Regions from separate parts of the Homo sapiens genome. Here all the other regions are linked to region 5. Evidence: chromatin contacts called from ENCODE Hi-C or POLR2A ChIA-PET data. All regions are on one chromosome and are shown on one strand. Each heading gives the region's core, a stretch centred on a gene start or an enhancer-like site at or near the end of the contact. The rest is flanking DNA. Distances are from core to core; before and after follow the strand shown. Region 1 holds the start of ZNF490 (zinc finger protein 490). Region 2 holds the start of CALR (calreticulin). Region 3 holds the start of HOOK2 (hook microtubule tethering protein 2). Region 4 holds the start of HACL2 (2-hydroxyacyl-CoA lyase 2). Region 5 holds the start of RFX1 (regulatory factor X1). Region 6 holds the start of GADD45GIP1 (GADD45G interacting protein 1).

Evidence for each region. Hi-C counts contacts between places; a loop is a spot of excess contacts on that map. ChIA-PET counts read pairs that join two places held with the same protein, here RNA polymerase II (POLR2A). Pooled maps may share reads with other maps.
Region 1: a map with no recorded cell type shows a loop between it and region 5 (12-fold over the local background). The contact joins the promoter of ZNF490 here to the promoter of RFX1 in region 5. A Hi-C loop is called at or near these places in 4 of 37 single-sample maps with no recorded cell type and 2 of 50 pooled maps.
Region 2: a loop to region 5 is called in a map of ascending aorta, with 2.7 times the contacts of the local background. The contact joins the promoter of CALR here to the promoter of RFX1 in region 5. A Hi-C loop is called at or near these places in 2 of 168 maps with a recorded cell type or tissue (ascending aorta and naive thymus-derived CD4-positive, alpha-beta T cell), 3 of 37 single-sample maps with no recorded cell type and 15 of 50 pooled maps. POLR2A ChIA-PET finds 5 or more read pairs at or near these places in 4 of 52 experiments (K562, activated B cell, activated CD4-positive, alpha-beta T cell and 1 more).
Region 3: a map with no recorded cell type shows a loop between it and region 5 (6-fold over the local background). The contact joins the promoter of HOOK2 here to the promoter of RFX1 in region 5. A Hi-C loop is called at or near these places in 3 of 37 single-sample maps with no recorded cell type and 2 of 50 pooled maps. POLR2A ChIA-PET finds 5 or more read pairs at or near these places in 1 of 52 experiments (naive thymus-derived CD4-positive, alpha-beta T cell).
Region 4: a pooled map shows a loop between it and region 5 (16-fold over the local background). The contact joins the promoter of HACL2 here to the promoter of RFX1 in region 5. A Hi-C loop is called at or near these places in 1 of 37 single-sample maps with no recorded cell type and 7 of 50 pooled maps. POLR2A ChIA-PET finds 5 or more read pairs at or near these places in 1 of 52 experiments (activated naive CD8-positive, alpha-beta T cell).
Region 6: a pooled map shows a loop between it and region 5 (5-fold over the local background). The contact joins the promoter of GADD45GIP1 here to the promoter of RFX1 in region 5. A Hi-C loop is called at or near these places in 1 of 37 single-sample maps with no recorded cell type and 6 of 50 pooled maps. POLR2A ChIA-PET finds 5 or more read pairs at or near these places in 1 of 52 experiments (K562).

The regions. Positions count from the first base shown.
Region 1 is chr19:12,609,400-12,612,099 of GRCh38, reverse strand. ZNF490 (zinc finger protein 490) reads left to right here and starts at 1,287. Exons shown (of 5, transcript NM_020714.3): 1 at 1,287-1,536. The coding sequence starts at 1,420. It overlaps ZNF791 (zinc finger protein 791), which reads right to left and starts at 1,180. Exons shown (of 4, transcript NM_153358.3): 1 at 1,018-1,180. The coding sequence starts at 1,020. RefSeq lists enhancers at 1,009-1,068, 1,399-1,618 and a silencer at 1,209-1,268.
Region 2 is chr19:12,937,353-12,940,086 of GRCh38, reverse strand. It overlaps CALR (calreticulin), which reads right to left and starts at 1,478. Exons shown (of 9, transcript NM_004343.4): 1 at 1,317-1,478; 2 at 852-953; 3 at 456-659; 4 at 1-34. The coding sequence starts at 1,407. RefSeq lists enhancers at 1-194, 1,087-1,136, 431-1,180, 1,807-1,856, 1,927-2,036 and a cis regulatory region at 1,238-1,876.
Region 3 is chr19:12,774,102-12,776,801 of GRCh38, reverse strand. HOOK2 (hook microtubule tethering protein 2) reads left to right here and starts at 1,250. Exons shown (of 23, transcript NM_013312.3): 1 at 1,250-1,397; 2 at 1,905-1,990; 3 at 2,061-2,133. The coding sequence starts at 1,353. RefSeq lists a silencer at 1,187-1,406, a cis regulatory region at 791-1,432 and enhancers at 969-1,647, 1,648-2,328.
Region 4 is chr19:15,124,377-15,127,076 of GRCh38, reverse strand. HACL2 (2-hydroxyacyl-CoA lyase 2) reads left to right here and starts at 1,291. Exons shown (of 16, transcript NM_006844.5): 1 at 1,291-1,421; 2 at 2,008-2,152. The coding sequence starts at 2,018. ILVBL-AS1 (ILVBL antisense RNA 1) reads right to left here. Exons shown (of 3, transcript NR_186314.1): 2 at 2,572-2,613; 3 at 903-1,150. RefSeq lists silencers at 1,148-1,217, 1,788-1,837 and enhancers at 1,438-1,527, 1,022-1,785, 1,786-2,551.
Region 5 is chr19:14,005,061-14,007,760 of GRCh38, reverse strand. It overlaps RFX1 (regulatory factor X1), which reads left to right and starts at 1,441. Exons shown (of 21, transcript NM_002918.5): 1 at 1,441-1,658. RefSeq lists enhancers at 631-1,158, 1,159-1,686, 1,687-2,215 and silencers at 1,410-1,589, 1,640-2,019.
Region 6 is chr19:12,955,892-12,958,591 of GRCh38, reverse strand. GADD45GIP1 (GADD45G interacting protein 1) reads left to right here and starts at 1,369. Exons shown (of 2, transcript NM_052850.4): 1 at 1,369-1,729. The coding sequence starts at 1,380. RefSeq lists a silencer at 1,423-1,592 and enhancers at 1,021-1,893, 1,993-2,042.

The DNA of each region.
Region 1 (2,700 bases), core at 38-2,537, 1.4 Mb after region 5:
ATCTGAAACATCAAACTAAAAGAACAGACCTGAGAAACATATTCCATGTGCTCAGGGAAAGAACAAAGAATTTTTAACAAATGTAATATTGGGATGTTTTTTGTTTTCTGAGATTCATTTCTTTTTTGCCCTTTGGAAATATTTTGTACTGTCTCTCAAGTTCTTCTGATAACATATATTTTATATTTATTGGAAAAATGACATTCGAGTGAATAAATCTTTTCAAGGTCATAAACCCAAGGCGGGACAGTGCCAATCTGAAACTGTGCTGAAAAGATAGATTACCCAGGAAAGTTTACAAAAAGGAACCTCAACGCAAAGGAGTTCCCATAGGATGTCTGTGCCCTGGAAAGGTACCAGGATGAGGGCCACAGCATTTTATGCAGATTAGTTCCAAGTGAATAATTTTTCTGATTTTTCTCTGATGTAAAATATCCACAAACAAGAAATAAATCGTTTAAAAGAGGCATCTATTGGAAAAAAGATTATTAAAATACTGCGTGTGTTTGAAATGCACCACACAGGACAAAGAGTTGGTGACGATGTTTTCCACTGGCGAGCGGAAGTAGGCGTTTGGGAATTCGGGGAGGGATCCGGAAATCTAGGGATTAATGGCCCGCCGTGGGAGGAGCTAGGCTGGGGGGACAGGGTAGTGGATTTGAGACTCTGCTTCCAACATCTTTGGAAGACTCAGGGGGAAACAGCCTTTGGGAAGAAAGAAGGGACTGGGAACCCCAGACTGTAGCTCCTCCCACACAAACCAAACACACAAGGCGGGATTCTCCCCAGGACCCTCCCGTGGTCCCTGCACGATCTGGGAAAGACGCGGGGCTGCGGGCGCGGAGTTGTCCAGAGAGGGCTCCGGGGCTGGGACCGCAGTCGCCGCGCAGGGACGGGACAGGACGCTTGGAGTTCCAGCTGCCAGCCCAGCCCCACACTGCGGCCGGAGGTGACCGTGGGGAGGCCCGGGTCCCGCGATCACGGCCGGTTCCAACTAGTCCGGCCCTGCACACTCACCATTTTCCGGCCTCGCGGGTGTCCCGGTGTTGTCCCTAAGGTTCACGGAGCCAGCGCAGGGTACAGCGCATCCGATGCAGGGGTACAGCAACCTGACGCGTCAAGGGGCCAGGAGACCCCAAGCTAAGCACAACCCGATCGCACAGTGACGTAGCACGCATTTGCGCAGCGTAGCCGTACCCTCCTTTCCGGCGCCGCCCCTGATTGGACAATTATACAGCCCCGCCCCTTTTTGTCCGAATGACAGCTAGGCAGCAGGTCTAGTAGCTAGGCAGATCTCGCTTCCGCCGGTGGGACGGAACTGGTGCCCTCCGTGGACAATTGTGTTGAAGCAGAAATTGTTCCGGATCTCGGGTCGGACACGGAAGTCTTCCTGCAGTGTTTCTGGATGCGGGGACAGGGATGCGCAGGAATTCCAGTCTCAGTTTCCAGATGGAGCGACCCCTCGAGGAGCAAGTCCAGAGCAAGTGGTCGTCTAGTCAAGGCCGCACAGGAACAGGAGGGTCTGATGTCCTCCAGGTACCAGGGGCTTGGCATAATGTTGTAAGGCCTCTCGTGGAATAGTGACCCTTGTTTATAAACAGACGGTTACCCCATCATGTGTAATAAAAAGTGTGGTTGCATTTTAATCTTTGACCATAACAGCGTTGAGGCGTCCACCTTTCTTTTCCCCACCTCCACACATTTGGCACTTTAGAAAAGGAACCCCAAGGCAGGGCTTGGTGGCGCACACCCGTAGTCCCAGCTACTGCGTGGTGGGGGCGGTGGGGGAGGTCGGGGGGTGGGTGGGCTGAGGCGGGTGGATCGCTTGACTCCAGGAGTTTGAGTTCAGTCTGGGCAACATGGCCAGAACCCATCCCAAGAAAAAAAAAAAAAGGAAAGAAAGAAAAAACAATCCGTAGGACACCCGAGCACTTGGCTCGGGTGGTAAATTGCAACCCTAACCTGGGCACAGGGACTCTTCAGACCAATCACGATCTATGAGACGTGCTCAGTAAACTGCGTTTTACTCTGGAAGGAAATGGTTTGTTTTCGTTGTTTTTTTGTTTGTTTGTTTTTAGTTTAAGCATGTTTTTATTGCTTTTCATTTTTATTTTTATTTTTGTAGATTTATGGTTACAAATGCACTTGTGTTACGTGGATATATTTCATAGTGGCGAAGTCTGGCTTTTAGTGCACCCATCACCCAAAGAGTGTATATTGTACCCAATAGGTAATATTTCATCCCTCATCCCCCCTCTCTGTCCAACCTATTGGCATCTCCAGTGTCTATTATTCCATTCTGTATGTCCATGTTTACCCATTGTTTAGCTCCCACTTATATGTAAGAAGATGCAGTTTTTGACTTTCTGTTTTTGCATCATCGCACTTAGGATAATGGCCTCCAGTTCCATCCGTGTTGCTGTAAAGTGGAAGGAAATTTATCTCAAATAAGTTTTCTAAAGTGTCCCTACAGAACTTGGAAAGACCAAGAGCCCAAAACCAGCCTGGGCAACATAGCGAGACCCCATTTCTCAAAAAATTTTTAAAAATTAGCTGGGTATGGTGTTCACCTGTAGTCCTAGCTCCTTCGGAGGCTGAGGCAGAAGGATCTCAAGGCTAAGAGTTTGAGGTTACAGTGAGCCAAGATTGTGCCACTGCATTCCAGCCTGGGAGAGAGAGAGACTGTCTCTAAATTTTTTT
Region 2 (2,734 bases), core at 229-2,728, 1.1 Mb after region 5:
ACCTTCTTGGTGCCAGGGCCACAGATGTCGGGACCTAGGTGTGAAGCAGATCCAGTTAAGAGTCAGAGACTACCCATCATCTCGAGGCTCTCACCCCTCTTTATAAAAGGAAGACCTGGTTCTTCAACTCGGGTCTGTCAAGGCTGAGAAGAGAAACTCAGACCCTGATTCTGTCCTGAATGGGCTGTGGGTGGAGCCTTAAGTTTAAAGGAGAAAAAAAAAAAATCAGTGCTCTAGAACTCAAAATCCTCATTAGTAAGATTGGGAAATAACTATATACAAACACGCAAATTAAATTAACAGCCTAGATCTGCGATCATAATGCAATAAATTGTTGCTGGGACTTATTCTTTTAGCTCCCCTTCCAAAAAAAATCATTATTAAGAAAGTCAATGGGGTCTGGGTCTCCCTCTAACTAATGGGACAGAGATCAGCACCAGGAAGCAGGCCCTCACCAAACATGATGTTGTATTCTGAGTCTCCGTGCATGTCTGTCTGGTCCAAACTATTAGGAAACAGCTTCACATAGCCGCCCCCACAGTCGATGTTCTGCTCATGTTTCACCGTGAACTGCACCACCAGCGTCTGGCCTTTGTTGCTGAAAGGCTCGAAACTGGCCGACAGAGCATAAAAGCGTGCATCCTGGCTTGTCTGCAAACCTGAGACGGGACGGTAGTGAGGTCACCGTTGGGCCTTGACTCGCGAGGACCCTCGACTTAGAGAATAGAGAAGACTCCCCCACTTCCTCCACCTGTCCTCCTCCAAGGGGACTGTCCCGGCTGTGTGTGTACAGACAAGGACTTCTGCCAGGAAGTCCTCCCGGATCTGAGCACCCACTCCTAGGCTCTTACCTTTATCTTTCTCCTCGTCACCGTAGAACTTGCCGGAACTGAGAACGAATTTGCCAAAATCTGACTTGTGTTTGGATTCGATCCAGCGGGAAGTCCACCCGTCTAAGTGGGGGATTAGAGGGGTAGGTCAGAGCGGCTGTGCTAATCCCCCCCCACACCAAACATCTGCCGAGAGCCACAAGCTGCTGGGGACAGGAAAGGAGATCCCCGACACTCCCCATTCCAACCTCTAGTTTGACACGTCGGGTGCCTTCAGAGATCCTCGGGCTAACCCTAACTCCCGCCGCGGGAGGCCGCTACGCCCTCCGCGCTCCCCAGGGACGCAGAAGAGAAATCGCCCGCGGCTCTAGTCCCGGGAGGCCACCGTGTTGGACCTCTAAACGGTAATTACGGGCGACAACGCAGATCCAGGATCGGGGGCCGGCCGCGTCGTCGGGGCGGCCTCGAGGCGGGACCAGGCGTTACCTCCGTCCAGAAACTGCTCCTTGAAGTAGACGGCAGGCTCGGCGACGGCCAGGCCGAGGAGGCCGAGCAGCAGCGGCACGGATAGCAGCATGGCGGGCCGAGGGGGCGGCAACGCGCGGGCCCTTTAAAACGACCCTCCGGCAGCGGCTCTGCAGTACGGACGGACGCCGCCGCCCGCCTTGCACTTTTATACCCACCCGCCTCTCAAACCAACCTGACCCAGCCCTTGGGCCCGCCCCTGCCACTTTGTCATTGGTCTATGCCCATGGCCGTCTTTTTCCATTGGACCTTCGTCGGTTCACTATGTTAGGCTGCGCCTCGGAACGCTGGGTTCCCAGATGGCCGATTTCTATTGGCCTCACCACCGACCAATGATGGTCGACCACGCGTGGGGGGGACGCCCACTGGTGGGGTGGGGGCCGCGAGCACCTCAGGCCAGGTCATGTGACCAGACCTGAACCCAACCCCGCCCTCGTCCGCGCGCGTCGTTGCCCATCTGGGCGTTTAAAGAAACCGCGGGAGCGCAGCTGTCTCCACGCGGGACCGGGACCCTGCCCTCAGCTTCTCTCCCTCCCATTCCCTCTAGGTGGAGGGGCTGGGCAAGGCTTTCTTAGCCAGCTCTTATCTTGCATTTGAGAACCAGCACCCCACTGCTGCTCCCCCACCCCTGCCTGGGATGGGAGAGAGCTCACGGATTGGGGCCCTTGGGGCTTCGCTGCACCCCGGTGCTACAGTCACGCGGGCCGGTGGGAAGAATGCCAGCCCTCTCCTCCTTCTGCCCCTAGAGCCCTGGCAGCCTATCGGACTGCTGCTGTGTGACCGGGGCAAGTCACTTAAGCTCTCTGAAGTGACAGACGTTCCTGAGCAGACAGAGGGGGCGACCCTGGCCAGATGCTACCCAGCAGAAATGCTTTTAACGTTTTTAAAGCTGTCCTGGGACAAGAGGGGAGGAAGGCTTAACGATGTGACTGTGACTTCTGGAGTGGGGATAGGGTTATTACCCAGATTGCAGCCGCCCCTTTACCCTCCTCTCAACCGGTAAATGAAGGGGGTCGCTGTCTGTGGTCTCCCACAAACGGCCTGGCTTTTGCAATTAAACGGCTATAGGCAGGCGAGAGGGCAGGGGGTTCCGTTTGGGGAGGGAAAAAAGACACAGATGGTAGGGACGATAAGATGCTAGGGAGATGGGCAGGACCCACCCCCCGACCCCAGTCTAGAGTCTTCTTCAGAAGCCAGAGGCACGTGACTGGCACCAGTACCCTGCCCCCACGCTGTAGAAAGGAGGAAGGAGAGCTGGGGGTTTTCCAAACTCTGGGCAAATAAGCCCTGGACCTGGGAGCGCGGGAGTGGACTATGGAAGGAGGGAATGAGGGGGATCCAGGAAAGAGGGTGGGGAGGGGGTGCTTCCTGGCTAATGG
Region 3 (2,700 bases), core at 1-2,500, 1.2 Mb after region 5:
ATCACGGCTCACTGCAGTCTCGACCTCCTGGGCTCAAGCTATCCTCCCACCTCAGCCTCTGTAGAGCTAGGAGCTAGGACCACAGAAACACGCCAACATGTCTGGCTAATTTTTTTTTTTTTTTTTTTGAGGAGTCTTGCACTGTTGCCCCCTGGAGTGCAGTGGTACGATCTCGGCTGACTGCAACCTCCGCCTCCAGGGTTCAAGCGATTCTCCTGCCTCAGCCTCCCGAGTAGCTGAAATCAGGCGTGCGCCACCACGCCCAGCTAATTTTTAGTATTTTTAGTAGAGACGGGGTTTCACCATGTTGGCCAGGCTGGTCTCGAACACCTGACCTCGTGATCCGCCCGCCTCGGCCTCCCAAAGTGCTGGGATTACAGGCGTGAGCCACCGCTACCTGGGTAATTTTTAAATTTTTTGAAGAGAGGCTGGTCTCCAACTTCTATCCAAATTAATTCTCCCTCCTAGGCCTCCCAAAATACTGGGATTACAGTCGAGAGCCACCGCGTCCGGCGGGAAAACCCCTTTAGCATCCCCTCTCCCAGTCCATAGAAAGTGCCAGGGCTCGCCCCTCCCCGCACAACGGCTCCGATTATAAAGTGGTTAGACACAAGAATTTACTTAAGGCCGGGCGCGGTGGCTCACGCCTGTAATCCCAGCACTTTGGGAGGCCGAGGCGGGCGGATCACGAGGTCAGGAGATCGAGACCATCCTGGCTAACACGGTGAAACCCCGTCTCTACTAAAAATACAAAAAATTAGCCGGGCGAGGTGGCGGGCGCCTGTAGTCCCAGCTACTCGGGAGGCTGAGGCAGGAGAATGGCGTGAACCCCAGGGGGCGGAGCCTGCAGTGAGCCGAGATTGCGCCACTGCACTCCAGCCTGGGCGACAGCGAGACTCCGTCTCAAAAAAAAAAAAAAAAAAAAAAAGAATTTACTTAAGTTGCAGGGAAAAGACGTGAATGCGCTTGTGTAACAGGGTGGAGCACCTCCGTCTCAAAAGGATCTTGAGGACCTCCCACCCCAAAAAGGGCCAGGGCGAGGATGGGAGGTGGGACCACCCTCGGATGCACAAGGCTGGGCCAGGCTGACCCCTAGCGGCAGGGCGGGCGCCCGAACGGTGCCCGGATCCAAGATGGCGGGGCTGGAGGCAAGAGCGGGCGTAGGGAGGAGATTACGTTCCGAGGCGGAGCCTGGGCTTGGGGGCGGGGCGGGGCCTGCGCCTAGGGGGGCGGGGCGGGGCGGCGCTCTAGGCCGAGCGGGAGGTCGGGGCTGCGGGCGCTCGCTGGTGGCGGACCCGGAGGCTGCTGCGGCGCCGGGGCTCCGTGGCCTGGATTGAATCCGATCGGGAGCCATGAGCGTGGACAAAGCTGAGCTATGCGGGTCTCTGCTCACCTGGGTAGGTCGTGGGGCGGGGCTAGGGGAAGGTGAGCGCCCGCTCCTCTTGCCCGGGATCCCTGGCCCTGGTTCGGTCAGTCTCTTGGTGCTGGGGCTGGGAGGTGCGGGGTCGTCGACTTGCTGGACCGTTGGACTCTGGCCCGAGCACCCGCCCCCGTCACGTGGCAAGTCTGCGTGGAAAGGACAGGTGAGGCCCCGCCCCTCTGTGGTTGGTTCACGTGGGGCGAGGACACAGGTGAATTGGCCTGGTCACGTGGTGCCTGTGGGGCCCAGGTGACTCGCGATACCACCCTGGCCTGGACGCGCAGGGTTTGTTGGGCAGAGGTGAGGTGAGGCCACGCCCCCTCCGGTCTCAGGTGAGCAGAAGCCAGTCCCTCGCAGAGCTGCTGTGGCGGAGCAGCGCCCGCCCCACCATGTGAGGTTCGCTGACTGGAAAAGTCTGCAAAAGGGGAGCGGTTCGGCGCTCCCAGGCCCTAACTCTTTCCTTGTCCTTTCCTTTACCCCTCAGTTACAGACGTTCCACGTTCCGTCTCCCTGTGCCAGCCCTCAGGACCTGAGCAGCGGCCTTGCCGTAGCCTATGTGCTGAACCAGATGTGAGTGGAGCTGAAGGGGAGGATCCCAAAAGTGTCCCCCAGTCTGCTCATCCCACCTTCTCGCCCCCAGAGACCCCTCCTGGTTCAACGAGGCATGGCTCCAGGGCATCTCGGAAGATCCAGGTCCCAACTGGAAGCTGAAGGTGACAAGTGGACTCCTGATTAGAGGACAGACTGGTGAAGAGATGACCAGGGACGGGCCAGCTAGGCACATGTCCTGGGTGATGGGCAGGAAGAGGGACAGATGTCTGGTGATCAACCATTTGTTCATCCATTCATCTATGGAGTACTCACCCTGTGCCAGGCCTGGGCATTCAGCAAGGAATAACACAGACAAAAACCTGCCCCACACAGCCATCATTCTAGTGACAAGCAACACATACACAACCATAAAAATTAACTTCCAGGCTGGGCGCAGTGGCTCATGCCTGTAATCCCAACACTTTGAGAGGCTAAAGTGGGTGGATCACCTGGGGCCAGGAGTTCAAGACCAGCCTGGCCAACAAGTTGAAACCCCATCTCTACTAAAAATACAAAAATTAGCTGGGTGGGGTGGTGTGCACCTGTAATCCCAGTTACTTGGGAGGCTGAGACATGAGAATCACTTGAACCTGGGAGGTGGAGGATGCAGTGAGCTGAGATTGAGCCATTGCACTCCAGCCTGGGCAACAGAGCGAGACTCTTGTCTCAAGAAGAAGAAAAAAAGAAAA
Region 4 (2,700 bases), core at 42-2,541, 1.1 Mb before region 5:
AGAGTCTTGCTCTGTTTCCCAGGCTGGAGTGCAATGGCGTGATCTCAGCTCACCGCAACCTCCACCTCCCGGGTTCAAGCGATTCTCCTGGCTAAGTTTGTTTGTTTGTTTGTTTTTTGGAGAGACTGGGTCTCACTTTTTGGCCCCGGTTGGTCTCAAATTCCTGGCCTCAAGCGATCCTCCTGTCTTGGCCTCCCAAAGTGCTGGGATTACACACATGGACCACCATGCCAGGCTTGTTTCCCTTTTTAAAAAAATCACTTGTCCTCTGTGTATATTTGTTTCAGGGACTGTTGAATAATCCAGCTTTCGGCTGAGAAGCTTTTTGGACATTTGCCTAGTGACAATCTTTCTTTATCTGGGGAGAGATTGGTCAGATAATTAGTCTTGGAGCATGTTAAAGCTTTGTCTCCCAAGAAAGAATTTACATCTATTACAACATCTTTCTCTCTCTCTGGAAAATTGTATCCTTGTTATTAAGACTTTTTTTTTCTTTTTTAGCTTTACAGAAAAGCTGCAAAGATAGCAAGATAATTTTTGTCTACTCTTTATCCAGCTTCCCTGAATGCTAACATCTTATATAACCATAATACATTTACTGAAACAAAAAGATTAACACTGGTTCATTACTACTAACTCAACTCCAAACTTTATTTGGATTTCACCAACTTTATCCACAAATTTGTCCTTTTTTTGATTCCTGGATCCAGTCCAGGGTACTATATTGAATTTAGTTGTCACAGCTCCTTTCCCTCCTCTAGTCTGTGGCAGTGCCTCAGTCTTTGTTTTTCATGACCTTGACAGTTTTGTAGAGGTCTGGTTAGGCATTTTGTAGAATGTGACTCAGTGTGAATTTCCTTTGCTTACTACTATACCTATTATACAAAAAATATACACATATATATATATACATGCACAAATATTTATTTATAGTGTGGAAAATATACATAACATAAAATTTACCATTTTTTAAGTATTATTATTATTTTGTGAGACATGGTCTTGCTCTGGTACGGCCCCGCTGGTGTGGAAAGCGAGCTGTGTTCGGAGGGCCTGAACCTACGGGCTTCCACCGTGGGGCCAATGGAAAGCTGCGGAAGGTGGGCCCCCAAAGGTCTGGGCTCCTGAAGCCGCTGAGGGGCGTGGCCTCCTGGTTTTAAAACATAAAATGGGTGTGAGGTCTGCAGTGCGAGCCAATGAAAGGCAAGGGGAGGCGGGGTCTATGAGGGAGGCGGCCAGTAGAGGCAAGGCTCTTTCGGGTGGCCCCGGAGCGGGGCTCCGACTGTGCGCATGCGCATCGGGCCGGACTACGGGGCGCCGCTGAGCCAAGTGGGCCACCCGGGCACGGCCACGCTCCCGGGTCACGTGACACGGAGGGGGCCGAATTCTGCTGGAGGCAGCGCCATATCCTGGAGGTGAAGGTGAATAGCGTCGGGGGTCGAGCTGGTGTGGGAGAACCACATCCTGATGCGATGTGACCTCGACCCAGCCTGGCCCGGGGTCGGGGATCAGGCTCGGGCCCGTGCGCTCTTTAAGGGAGAGGCGTGGGTTGCGTGGAGGGTCGCGCCCGCTAACCCGGGGGCGTGACCTCGTGCCTCTTGGTGACGTAACATGGGGCGGGCTCACTACTGGGGCTGAGATTTGGGGTCCGGTTGTGGAAAGAGAGGCGGGGCTTCCGCCTGTCCATTGACAAGTAGGTAAGTGGAAGATAACTGTGTGGTGCTGTCGTCGCCACCTTGACTTGTGGTGGCTAGTTTGGGTGGGAGTGGTGGTGATGTAAAGGACTGGGGCTAGCCCCGCGAGGGGCGTGACCTTGTCACGGAGAGGCATGGCTTCACCCCGAGCCTAGGCGCACAAAGGGCGTGGTCTGGCAGGGTTGGGGGCGTGGCCGCACAGAAACTGGCGGCAAGGGTCGTGGCCCTGGATCCTGCTGCGAGAAGGGGCGCGATTTCTTCCGGAGAGGTTCCCTGTCGCGCCCAAGTCTGGGAAGTGCCCTTTCTCTCTTAGGTACCACCTCATGGAGACCCCCGCGGCCGCCGCCCCCGCTGGGAGCTTATTCCCCTCCTTCCTGCTCCTGGCCTGCGGGACGCTGGTGGCCGCCTTGCTGGGCGCCGCTCACCGCCTGGGGCTCTTCTATCAGCTGCTGCACAAGGTGCGGGGCACAGAATGGGAGGTGGGCTGGGGGCAGTCAAAGAGGGAGGGGCCTCGTGGTGCTGCTTCCAGCTCACTCATTGTGCAGGGTGGGAAAGCGAGCCCCGACTAGTCCAGAGGGACTGGTAAGAGGTTCTGTCCAGGGCCCTGTCTCCATTGCCACGCTGTGTATGGAGGCCTGGACTTTGCCACTGGTAAGAGAGAACACGGAAGCTGCCGCTGCCGGGGCACTCGCACCCCACCTACCTCCTTCCCCAGTGACTCTTTTCACAGAACAGATGGACAGCACTCTGTGCTCCCTAACCTGGATGGGATAAATGGGGCAGAGGGCAGGCTCCAGCGAGGGGGTGGCAGTGACAGTTTCATAACAGTTGCCCTCTGCTGAGCTCAGTACTGTAGACTTTCTTACCTACCCCTTACCTTTTCCTTGAAAGTAGGTGCTGTTCTTTCTGTCTTCATTTTCTGCAAGAGGAAGCTGAGGCTCAGAGAGATTGTGTGGTGGTTTGCCCTAGGTGACATGTTTGGAGAGAGCTGACCCCACAGGTGTCC
Region 5 (2,700 bases), core at 192-2,691:
TTAGCCGGGCGTGGTGGCGAGCACCTGTAGTCCCAGCTACTCGGGAGGCTGAGGCAGGAGAATGGCGTGAACCTGGGAGGCGGAGCTTGCAGTGAGCCGAGATTGCGCCACTGCACTCCAGCCTCAGCGACAGAGTGAGACTCCGTCTCAAAAAATAATAATAATAAATTTATTTTAAACACAAGATCTGACCCTGAGCTTGCATAACGCATCTCACCTTAATCCCTGTGTTGGCGGATCCTGTCTTTATTTAAAATTGTGATGTTTTGTTCATCATAGATTTATTTTTTCCCATTAATTTGGATATTTAACAAATATTGAATTAGAAGATTATTTATCTTGATGACTGAGTTTTTGCTCCCAAGATGTTCACCCTAGTCCGGGCCCTGTTTCTGTCTCTTCTCGTCCTGCAGCACCCAGACAGTCCCTTGAGGAAACTGAGGCACAGAGGAGCGTATGTGTGGGAGGTGTGTGTGTGTGGCGGGGGTTGTGGTGAGCTCTCCTGGGCGGACCAAGCTCCCTGGGCTGGGTCGGGGCTGACCTTTGCTTATCTACCGCGGTTGAAGCCGCGAATGAAGTCCCCCGCCTTGCAGAGACCTTTCCCAAGGCGGCCGCACCGCCTGCGGGGCAGAGATAGCCGCGGTCACCCCGGCAGCGGTGACCTTTTCCGGCTGGAGGGGACCGGGAGGCGGGAGAAGGCGCGGCGGCCGCGCTGTCTGGCCGGCTTGGGCGGAGGAGGATGTCACCCCAGCGGGTGGGAGCTGGGATCGAACCCCGCCGCGGCCTCCCGCTTCCACCCAACCCCGACGGGGCCATGGGCAGTGGGGAAGGGGGACGCGCGCCCAGTGACGTCATCGAATCCCGAGTCCGGCCTTCGCCGCTGTCGTCACAGAGGGGCTGCGCTGCGTCACTGCATTCCTCCCCTGACGTCAGCGCAAGAAGCCAGAAACTGGCCCACCGAGCGAGAGAGAAGTCTGGAGCGGAGTCTTCCTTTCTCGCCTTTTTAATTTGGTAAGACATGTAAAGTGTACGCAAGAGCGGACTACAACTCCCAATCGGCCTTGCGTGCCGAGCATGCGCACGGCCTCCAGCCAGAGAGCGCGGCAAACCTTTGGTAGATTGACGTCCCTTTAGTCGAACCAGGAGGCCGGTTTTACATCGGCAAACCAATCCCGTCCTCACGAGTCCTACCCCTTTATTCTTAACCAGCTGCTTCCCTGCCGGAGTGACGGGCCCGGCTGCCTTTGAGGGTTCAGTTTCTTTTGATGGACATTCATACTGATAAATCAGATCGCCGGGAAGTCCAGAGGGTGTTGAAAAGCGTGCATCGGAACTAATAGTTTAGCTGCAAGGCCTGGCGCCGTCCAATCACTTCTCCGGCCGCCGCCAATCACCCCGGGCCCCGCCCCCGCGCGTGACGTAACTAGGGTGGGTAGCAACAGTTGCCCCGGTGAGGGAAACGGAGGCGCCATAGCCACGGTAGTCGTGGCGACCAAGCAACCCGGCAACGCGAGTCAACAACAACAACCGCCCGGCCGACCCCCACCCCCACCCCCCAGGCCCGGCCCGGGGACCCCAGCACGTCCCGTCCCCTTCCCAACATCGACTCCGAGACCTCCGAAAAGCGTTTCCGCAGACAGAAGTGGGGAGAAGCGGAGGTAACCAGGGCGGCCCCGGGGTGGCTGGCCGGGCCGGGGTGGGCGGCGGGGCCGGGGCAGTAGGTGTCTCTGTAATCACAGTCCGGGGGGAAGGGGCGGGCGGTCAAAATGGCGGCGGCGACTGTCTGGACCGTGGGGGAGGGGGCCGGGGCCCGGCTGGAACGACACCACCCGCCCCCGTCCCCGCGGCCCGGCCCCCGCGAGGGGCGGGCGCTCGCAGGCCCGCGGCGAGTGGAGGTCGGCAGGCCGGGGCGGGGGGCTTTTATATGTCGGGAGCGCGAAGGGGCGGGCCTGGGGAGGCTGGGCCAATGGGAGCGAGGGAGGTACGAGGCGGGGCCAAGGTGGGTGGGCGGGACCAGGAGGGAAGGTATGGGCGGGGCCGGCTGGGTCTCCCCAACCTCCACCTCGGGAACCAGGGTGGGCAGCCACCACCCGGTCCGCCTTCCAGATCCTTAAGCGACTCCCTTCTTCCTTAAGAGCTTTGCAGTTGTCCCAGGACTCAGAACTTGGACAAGTGCCTGTCCATCTGAGGCCTCAGTTTTCCATCCTGTAAAATGGGGAGAATCATTGACATCGCCCTTTTCCTGCAGTACCGGGACTCCTCATTCCTTCCAGGAATTTTACTTACGGCTTATCTTTGAACCTTTTCCTCGTATCTACCGTTTCTGAATGTGGTTTGATAAAATAACTGTCAGCTAGTCCTGATTTCAACACTGCAGCCCACTCCTAAACCTGCCACCTTCTCTCTGGGAGGAAGCAAAGAGGAAGCAAAGTTTCATGGAGGAGCTAGGAGTCGATTTGGCTTTAGCGTGGAGGATCTGGTTTGCAGAAATCAAAGTCCATGGTAGGGAGGAGTGACCATGAGGGAATGCTTTAGAGGAACAGAAACCTGAGTGCTTTTCTCTGGGCTGCTGTTTGAGACCTGATGTTTCCTGGTTTGAGGTTGCGGGGGTTTGTTCCTGGAGATGGAACGTTTCTGGGTCCTGCCCATCGAGGTCTCCCCTACTGGGAATGGGGGAGCAAATGAAGCCTGAGGAAGTTT
Region 6 (2,700 bases), core at 120-2,619, 1.0 Mb after region 5:
AACTATCGCAAGGACAAAAAACCAAACACCGCATGTTCTCACTCATAGGTGGGAAGTGAACAATGAGACCACATGGACACAGGAAAGGGAACATCACACACCGGGGACTGTTGTGGGGTGGGGGGAGGGGGGAGGGATAGCATTAGGAGATATACCTAATGCTAAATGACGAGTTAATGGGTGCAGCACACCAACATGGCACATGTATACATATGTAACAAACCTGCACGTTGTGCACAAGTACCCTAAAACTTAAAGTATAATAATAATAAAATAAAATAAAATAAACTTTTTGAAGGCAAAAAAAAAAAAAAAAGAATAGCATGGGGGAAACCACCCCCGTGATCCAACCACCTCCCTTCCCCGACATGTGGGGATTACAGGTCCCTCCCTGGACACATGGGGATTATAATTCAGGATGAGATTTGGTTGGGGACACAGAGCCAAACCATATCAGTGGCCCTGCCACAGCCTCTTATTTTTGATTTTTCAATGTGTTCATTCAACATGATTTCAGATTATTCATTGGAGGGCTACTGTGTGCACAGAAGACACATGGATGAATAAAACAGTATGGTTTCTGATATGCAAAAAACAAAAATACAATTTTTACCCAAAGAACACTGAACACTTAGAAAAAAATACACAAATATATATTTGTAGCCAGGTGAGCGTATATATATATGTATATGTGTGTGTGTGTGTATGCATGTATGTATTTATTTTTATTTATTAATTTTTTAGACGGAGTTTCGCTCTTGTTACCCAGGCTGGAATGCAATGGCACGATCTCGGCCCACCCCAACCTCCGCCTCCCGGGTTCAAGCGATTCTCCTGCCTCAGCCTCCCGCGGAGCTGGGACTACAGGCATGCGCCACCATGCCCGGCTAATTTTGTATTTTTAGTAGAGACGGGGTTTCTCCTCTCCTCCCGGAAGGCGGAGGTTACAGTGACCCGAGATCACGCCGTTACCCTCCAGCCTGGGCGACAGAGCGAGACTCTGTCTCGAAAAAAAAAAAAAAAAAAGACTGGTCTCGAACTCGCGACCTCAGGTGATCCGCCCGCCTCGGCCTCCCAAAGTGCTGAGATTACAGGCGTGAGCCACCGCGCCCGACAAAAATATGTATTTTTAAGTGTCAGTGTGCAGAAAGGAGAAGAAAAAAAGTGAAAATTAAAAATGACTTTAATCAGTAACTGCTTAACTAAAATTTAAAGTTATACTTGGAAACGTATAAAACCCATACTATCCCCTTCGCCGCCCTCCCCCGAACTGAGGCAGCAGGGACACCCCTCGCCCTGCCCTGGCCCACACCGGGCCTCGCGCTCAGGCACCGGGCATGGACAGCCCGGCGGGCCTGTGAGGACCCCGCACAGCCAAGATGGCGGCGTCCGTGCGACAGGCACGCAGCCTACTAGGTGTGGCGGCGACCCTGGCCCCGGGTTCCCGTGGCTACCGGGCGCGGCCGCCCCCGCGCCGCAGGCCGGGACCCCGGTGGCCAGACCCCGAGGACCTCCTGACCCCGCGGTGGCAGCTGGGACCGCGCTACGCGGCTAAGCAGTTCGCGCGTTACGGCGCCGCCTCCGGGGTGGTCCCCGGTTCGTTATGGCCGTCGCCGGAGCAGCTGCGGGAGCTGGAGGCCGAAGAACGCGAATGGTACCCGAGCCTGGCGACCATGCAGGAGTCGCTGCGGGTGAAGCAGCTGGCCGAAGAGCAGAAGCGTCGGGAGAGGTGCGTGCGTGCAGGCAGACGCGGGGCTGCCCTCTGTGCCCCGTGGGCGAACTGGGCCCCAAACCGTGCCTACCCCTTCGGGGTCACGTCGCAGCATCTGCATGTTGTAGATTTATGTATACGCTCACCTGGCCGCAAAACAAACTCAGAATAACGTCCATTTAGTCATTCATCAGCAAGTTTTGTTTGTTTGTTTGTTTGTTTTTTGGAGACAAGAGTCTCGCTCTGTTGCCCAGGCTGGAGTGCAGTCGCAAGATCTTGGCTCACTGCAACCTCCGCCTCCCCGGTTCAAGCGATTCTCCCGCCTTAGCCTCCGGTGTAGCTGGGATTACAGGCGTGCACCACCACGCCCGGCAAATTTTTGTAGTTTTAGTAGAGACGGGGTTCCACCATGTTGGCCAGGCTGGTCTCAAACTCCTTACTTCAAGTGATCCACCTGCCTCAGCCTCCCAAAGTGCCGGGATTACAGGTGTGAGCCATCACGTCCGGCCATCACCACCAAGTCTTTACTGAGCGCATACCGTGTGCAAGACCCTGTCCCAGGCCGGGGGCGGTGGCTCGTGCCTGTAATCCCAGTTATTTGGGAGGCCGAGGCAGGCCCCAAAAGGGCCCTTAATATCAGATGGCGACAGCTGACAGGCAAGATAATACCAATGGTGACAGCCGACTAGTAGGAAGGTAAAAGAGTGAAGAGTGTGTGCCTGAGGGCAGCTTTGGTTTGGGAAGCCTCAGGCCTCTCTGAGGAGGTGATGTTTAAGCAAAGACCTGAATAACCAGACTTAGCTATGGGGCGATCTCTTGGGTAGAAAGTTTCTGGTAAAGGGAACAGCTGGGGCAAATGCCCTGAGATACGATATGCCTTAAAGAACAGCCAGGAAGCCAGTGTGGCTGGGGAAAAGGTGAGGGCAGGAAGGTGATGGGTCCTGGAACCAAGAGGGCAGAGGTCAGATACAGAGGCAGGTCTGAAGGAC